Linked DNA regions of Homo sapiens: region 1 is linked to region 2. A link is a contact called in ENCODE Hi-C or POLR2A ChIA-PET data. All regions are on one chromosome and are shown on one strand. Each heading gives the region's core, a stretch centred on a gene start or an enhancer-like site at or near the end of the contact. The rest is flanking DNA. Distances are from core to core; before and after follow the strand shown.

Region 1 (3,546 bases), core at 181-2,680, 250 kb before region 2:
ACTGAAATCAAATCAGTTTGGGTCATGTTAAATTTGAGATGTCTCTTAGACATCCAAATGGAGATGATTAGTCAGTTAGGCATAAGATGTAACCTTTGAACGCTATTTTAAAGAAATATTTTGTGGCACTGGTGTCCTTAGAAACACACTCAGGAAATGCTGCCATTCATAACCTGTTATATATTTATAACTGTTGTACTTTATTCTGAGCCTTTTGAGCAAGCATTGGCAGTAAGCTGATTGTTTCTGATCTCTATAGGAATAAGTGAATACTATTTTGAAGCTGACTCAATTCCATTACTTTAGGATGTAGTTAGTAACAGGAAAATCATCCTTCATGTGATAGCCATTCATTTACTCAACAGATATTTACTGACCACCTGCATTGTCTCAGGCTCTATACTCAGACTAGGGGCTATGTTGGCAAACAAGACATCTTTAAGGAGATTGCATACAAATGTAAGGAGATGGACAATGCTAGATCAAATGTGGTGCCGTTAGTCAGGACAAGAAGTTGGATTTTGTGCAGAGTGCAATGGGAAGGCATTGAAAGTTGTAGGCTGATGGCCATGCTGCTTGAGCTTCTGTAAGACTGAGCATACACAAGCAGAGTTAAGTGTCATAATCAAATACATTACAGCTTATGTTTATCTGACACATTTCATGATATGATCATTACTATACATAATTGGCAATATAAAGGATGCATCTCACAAAAATTAGTGTAACTTTTTCACTAATATAATTTCTTAGTCTAAACATTTTTAGATCAGCTGATGGAAGGTTATCCTGATGATTTGGGAAAACTTATGCAAGATCTCCTTCCCCCTGGGAAAAGAGGAGTCTCTTAAATGATATTATTCAGCCTATCTGCCTTCTGCAATGTTGACCTTGGAAAGGATGAGATGAAAGCAATGGGGAAGAGAGCAGTGACTCATTCCCTTTCTTGCAGCTGATGCAATGGGAAGGGAGGAAATATAGAGGATAGATTTGTTACTAGAGGTGCTGGTGAATGTAATGCTGTGTGAAAAACCTTGATGGTGTGCTTAATGAAAAATTTAGTTATGAAATAGAGAAATGATGTGAATCAGGACAACTGTCTCTGCACTCTAATTTCCCCCTTAGACGGTGTCACCTCACCTGTATTCCAAAATACCTGAATTCTCAGACCATCAAGAAAGTTTGTCAAGAAAGACCACAGATTGCTTTTACATTATCGATATGGCTCAGATGTTGTTGGTGTTTCAGTAAACAAATATGAGGCCTTTGGGGAAGTATCTTCATAGGCCCTCCTCAAGAGAAAGGCCTCAGCAGCCAGATTTGTTCCAGGTGACTAATTCCATACCATAACTGATTGATTCAGAAGTAGGCATGTGACCCACACTGAGTCAAATTCTTTCTCCTGAGAATCTCTGCTGCCAGACCACACTTAGTCTGAGAGTGTTGAGAAGCGGACCTATAAAATCATATAGAATTAGGCCGGGCGCAGTGACTCACACCTGTCATCCCAGCACTTTGGGAGGCCGAGGCGGGCGGATCACCTGAGGTCAGGAGTTCGAGACCAGCCTGCCCAAGATGGTGAAATCCCATCTGTACTAAAAATACAAAAATTAGCCGGGGGTGGTAGCAGGCACCTGTAATCCCAGCTGCTCAGGAGGCTGAGACAGGAGAGTCACTTGAACCCAGGAGGCAGAGGTTGCAGTGAGCTGAGATCATGCCATTGCACTCCAGCCTGGGCGACAAGAATGAAACTCCATCTCAAAAAAAAAAAACAAAAAATCATGTAGAATTGAAGCTAAGGTGAGACTCTGGGCAACTTAATGCAACATAAAAACCAGCAGCCTGGTTGGTAATTCCTTGATGGGCTATGAACTAATCCAAAAATTCAAGTTTTTACTGAAACCCACAGACTCATTCTTATATATAACTAAGATTTACTGTCTTGGAATTTGCAAAGTGGGTTATTAAATATTCCTAGAAGTTGGTATCCATAAACTCAAATTTGTTTAGAATTCTAGATTAGTATTCTCATGTGCATACTGGATGATGTTGCATACATCTTGCCATGTACGTTTACAGACATTTTCTGAAATTTGGGGGATGGATGCTGCCTTATTAATGCATCATTAGTTTTCACTGTCATTTTACTTGTTTCTATTTCTGCTTTTTAAATATAAAAATGGGCTTTGCCATCAATTTTTTAAGCTGTGGGTTGTATGTTTGTGTTCATGTTTCTACCCATGTCCCCCCACACACCTTTTATTAATGTATAGATTTTAAGATATGTTCGTGTTATGGTTCAATTTTGAATCATCCTCATCTCTTAGCTAAAGCAAATGTATGTCACAAATTGTCCTAAATTGTGTTTGTTTGGTAATGCTTTATTTGTGGTGTTCTTTGTAGTGGATGTTAGTTATGTTGATGGTTGCTTAATATATTTTGAACACTCTTTTTATGCTTAAGGAATGTCCCATATCATGAACCTTGTCTTACTAAGGTAGAAGCAAAAACTTATTTCCTAGTTTCCCTTGCAAGAGTGCAGGATCTGACTTAGGCTCTGCCAGTCAGACACACCTCCTTCACACTGTCTGATTTAGAAGTTAGAGATGCAAGAAGGAAGAGTTGAAGTGTCCACTCACAGTTCTGCCATGGCAGCAGCAGTATTTCTAGCTTACAGCAGCAACAACAATGGCTACGATATTCCTAGATGACAGCAGAGCTAATTGTTGCATCTGGTGTTTCCTATCAAAGACAGGGTTCTTCCATCCAGTTGGTTGGGTAGTGTGGTATTAGGTGTTCCTAGAAATTTAGCCTTAAAATTGTTTCTTAAGCTTTTAATAAACTCATTTTCTGCCTCATAAGCCAGAGTTAGCTTCTGTTGCTTGCAGCTAAGAACTGCTGATAGATGCTACTTGGAGATTTGTGCTGTTTTGAAAACTTGATTAATGTGTATCCCAAACCCCAAGTTTACCATAATTTATGGTATTCCCCTAATTCCCTAGAATTCATCACCTCAGAATTCCACCATTTAATCACTAATTTAAATGTCTCATTCTTGAATCTTAATCTCTTTCTTTCTAGTTGCTTGCTAGAGATGCATTTTAGCATAGTGGTTAGCACTATAGCCTTTGGAGCTACATTGCCAGAATTTGAATCCCAGCTCTGTCATTTGTCAGCATTGTTGTTTCTTACGCAAATTGCTTAGCTTGTCTGTGCCTGTTTCCTCACCTTTCAAATGGGGAAAATAATGGTACCTAATTTATGTGATTTTTAGTGAGACTTTAATACATGCAAAGTGCTTAAAGTGACTGGCACAGAATAAGCACTTCATGTGTATCATCATTATCATTATGATTAACTGCTATTTTGGCTAGTCTTTATTTTCATTCAGACCTCGGTATTTCACCTCTCTACATTTCTGTACCTGTTTTACTTCTTTGTTCAGCTTAGATTTCATGGTCCTTCATTTTATTAACTGCATTTACTTTCTTACCAGTACTTTAAATTCACATCCAAGGTTCCATTCTACTCATGTATCCCCAAAGG
Region 2 (3,667 bases), core at 508-3,007:
GCTCATGCCTGTAATCCCAGCACTTTGGGAGGCCGAGGTGGACAGATTGCTTGAGGCCAGGAGTTCGAGGCCAGCCTGGCCAACATGGTGAAGGCCTGTTTCTACTAAAGATACAAAAATTGGCTGGGCATGGTAGCATGAACCTGTAGTCCCAGCTACTTGGGAGGCTGAGGCAGGAGAATCGCTTGAACCTGGGAGGCAGAGGTTGCAGTGGGCCGAGATTGCGTCACTGCACTCCAGCCTGGGTGACACAGCAAGATTCCATCTCAAAAAAAAAAAAAAGAGGCTAAATTATACTAGATTATCGGTGTACTTTTAGATAAAAGTTGAAAATTAGGTACTCCAAAATATTTTCTTGTGATTACTATGTGAAGTTTTGCATACATAAAGATTATATTTCGAAGTTTCTGGAAAGTTTACAAATTTATTTCTAAAGAGCAACGTGTTTTTCCCCGATAGATTAGTAATAAAAATCTATAACATGAGGGGAAGGAAGGGAAAAAGCATTAATGTTTAAAAGAAAAATTCTCTTGAGACTTTGCTACTAGACCATTTTGACAAGCTTTTCCAAGAATAGTAAAAATATTTTACGTATAATCTTGAGAACTTAATAGCTATCTTAATCATAATCAGTTCACTTCAGCAAACTGACTAACAAAATGTCTTACATGTTTTGCATTTGGGATACATTTGATCTAAAGACTGAAAGCATACTAATTATTTTGAGGAGTTTCTGTAATTTTGTTGGCTGGAAAATGTTGGCAAACTGATCACACTGAAAGAAAGAACCGGCTGGGCGCAGTGGCTCACGCCTGTAATCCCAGCACTTTGGGAGGCCAAGGGGGGCAGATCACAAGGTCAGGAGATCGAGACCATCCTGGCTAACACGGTGAAATCCCATCTCTACTAAAAACAAAAAAAATTAGCCGGGTGTGGTGGCAGGCGCCTGTAGTCCCAGCTACTCGGGAGGCTGAGGCAGGAGAATGGCGTGAACCCGGGAGGCAGAGCTTGCAGTGACCCGAGATCGCACCACTGCACTCCAGCCTGGGCAACAGAGCGAGACTCTGTCTCAAAAAAAAAAAAAAAAAGAAAGAACCTTTGTGATATTTAGTTGTAAGCTTTGGGCCTTCCTACAAATTTTTCTGGATTCTTCTTTTTAGACTTCAGGTCATCTTCTTTTCTCTCTTTCCCTCTCAACTAAGATACAGTCCATTAGAATGTCTTTTTTAGCTTTACTTTCACATTTTTCCTAAATGTAACTACTTGTTATCAATACAATATAATTGAATCTCATCAAATTCCCTTGTGTGGAATACTGCAAGTCTTCTAACTTATCTCCTGTGGTCTTTTGGTCACAGGAACCAGCAGATTTTCTTTCTTTTTTCTTTTTTTTTTTTTTTTTGAGACAGGGTCTCACTCTATCACCCAGGCTGGAGTACAGTAGTACCATCAGGGCTCACTGCATCCTCGAACTTGTGGGCACAAGTGATCCTCCTGCCTCAGCCTCCTGAGTAGCTGGGACCACTAAATGTGCCATCGCACCCAGCTAATTTTTGTATTTTTTGTATAGACGGGGTTTCACCATGTTGCCCAGGCTGGTCAGATTTTTTTAAACAGAAATAAGATTATAACACTTCCTTGTTCAAAACTATCCAAAGATGTCCTCTCCAAAACTACTTACCATGCATAAGGCTTTTCTCATTTGGTCTCCACCTCCCTCTGCAGCTTCATTTCCTACCCCTGACTTCCTTGTTTATCACACTTCAGCCACACTGGCCTTGGTGCTGTTCTTTGAACATGCCATACTCGTTCCCACCAAATGACCTTTGTCCTTTTTGTTTTGTCACCTGGAATATTATGGCTTGCATCTTCACATGACTTATTCCCTCACATTATCAGTTCTGCTCAAATGTCACCTCCTCATAGCAGCTTTCTCTGACCCTCTTGACCCTTTCTATCCTTTTACTGTTTTCTTCCTAACACATATTACTAGTTGAATTTGCACTCCACATTTACCATCTTCCCAAACTAGAATGTAAGCTCCATGAAAGTCTCTTTATTTCCTCCTCTATGTCTAGTGCCTAGGACAATGCGTGGCACATAGCAGGCACTCAGTAAGTAGTGACTGAATTGATGAATGACTGCACTTTCAAGGGCAATCAGAACAATTTCCTTTTCCTTCAGAAAGAAAGGTTTATTTATATAAATGCTAATAACTTCTCTCTTTTTACCCCTGTGGTCAAAAAGGGCAGTAAGTTGGGGTGGGGTGGGGGAATCACTATTCTATTCTGTGATTGGATTTTAATTTAGAAGCTGTAATTTCTGTTTAATTTTATGGCATTTTAATTTTGGATATACCTGTACTTATTACGTGTGTGTGTACCTTCTAGGGAAGATCTTATCGTGACCAACAGCTGCTGCTTCTCAAGAAGCACTTAGAAAATAATTACAGGAGCAGAGATCGAAAATGGATTGTTTTGTTTCCAGAAGGGGGCTTCCTCAGGAAGAGGCGAGAAACAAGTCAGGCATTTGCCAAGAAAAATAACTTGCCATTTCTTACAAATGTTACTCTGCCAAGGTCTGGGGCAACAAAAATTATTTTGAATGCACTTGTAGCACAACAGAAAAATGGAAGTCCAGCAGGAGGAGATGCTAAAGAATTAGGTATGATGGTTTTTAGCATTTTTTACCTTGTTGGAGTTAAAGGATTTTCTGGAGTTACAGAAGATGATCATTGTTCTTTTTTATATTTATAATTTTTGTTAAAAATAATAGGGAGAAGATGAAACTGTAATTTTTTAAAAAAGTTTCCATTTACAAAAGTAGTCCATGCTTATAATAATTTACTCAAATAATACAGAAATGCGTAAAGTCAAAGATATCTTTCTCCTGTCCTACTTATACGGAGCCATTCCCACCGCTGCAGTAAACATTCTTATAAACATCTTTACATATTGGTGGAACTATTTCTGTAGTACAGATTCCTAGAAGTGGAATTGCTAGGCTAAAAGATATAACTATAGAAATAACATGTTTGAAAAACTAATCTTTTCATTTATCAAATAATACATATTTTCATTTATCAAATTGAGAAAGCTTTTTGGTTTTCTGGGGTTTTTCTTGTTGTTGTTGTTTTTGTTTTTTTTCTGGGTTTTCTTGGGAGACAGTCTTGCTCTGTTGTCCAGGCTGGAGTGCAGTGGTATGATCATAGCTCACCGTAGTCTTGAATTCCTGGGCTCAAGCGATCTTCCCACCTCAACCTCCTGAGTAGCTGGGGTTGTAGGCACATGCCACCATGCCTGGCTAATTCTTTAGTTGTTTTGTAGAGATGGGGTCTCACTGTGTTGACCAGACTAGTGTCAGACCCCTAACCTGAAGTGATACTCCTGCCTTGGCCTCCCAGAGTGCTGGGAGTATAGGTGTAAGCCACCATGTCCAGCCTTGTTTGTTTTTAATGCAGAGAACTAATTTAATGCAATTTGATAGTATTAAGAGCATTAAGTGTTAATAAATGACTCAGTTATTCCACTGCAAATATTTATCAAAAGGAAATAATCTGAAATGCAGGCAAAGAAGTTTATTACAGATTATTTATAATAGCCAATTATTTATAATAGCCAAAAAATTGGAATTAGCCAGAAATGAGAATGGATTAGTAATTATCAAA

The links. Hi-C counts contacts between places; a loop is a spot of excess contacts on that map. ChIA-PET counts read pairs that join two places held with the same protein, here RNA polymerase II (POLR2A). Pooled maps may share reads with other maps.
Region 1: POLR2A ChIA-PET joins it to region 2 with 14 read pairs in activated T-cell. The contact joins two enhancer-like sites. A Hi-C loop is called at or near these places in 2 of 50 pooled maps. POLR2A ChIA-PET finds 5 or more read pairs at or near these places in 4 of 52 experiments (OCI-LY7, WTC11 and activated T-cell).

What each region holds. Positions count from the first base shown.
Region 1 is chr1:212,028,520-212,032,065 of GRCh38, reverse strand. All of the region lies in intron 1 of INTS7 (integrator complex subunit 7), which reads left to right. Among named protein-coding and RNA genes, the nearest start is that of INTS7, 5.3 kb to the left of the region's middle. RefSeq lists an enhancer at 1,216-1,265. Within about 2 kb of position 1,430, at least 9 of the 41 ENCODE cell types and tissues checked have a DNase peak (open chromatin) inside an H3K27ac peak, as active enhancers do.
Region 2 is chr1:211,782,226-211,785,892 of GRCh38, reverse strand. It overlaps LPGAT1 (lysophosphatidylglycerol acyltransferase 1), which reads left to right. Exons shown (of 8, transcript NM_014873.3): 5 at 2,391-2,664. Among named protein-coding and RNA genes, the nearest start is that of LPGAT1, 47 kb to the left of the region's middle. Within about 2 kb of position 1,757, at least 3 of the 41 ENCODE cell types and tissues checked have a DNase peak (open chromatin) inside an H3K27ac peak, as active enhancers do.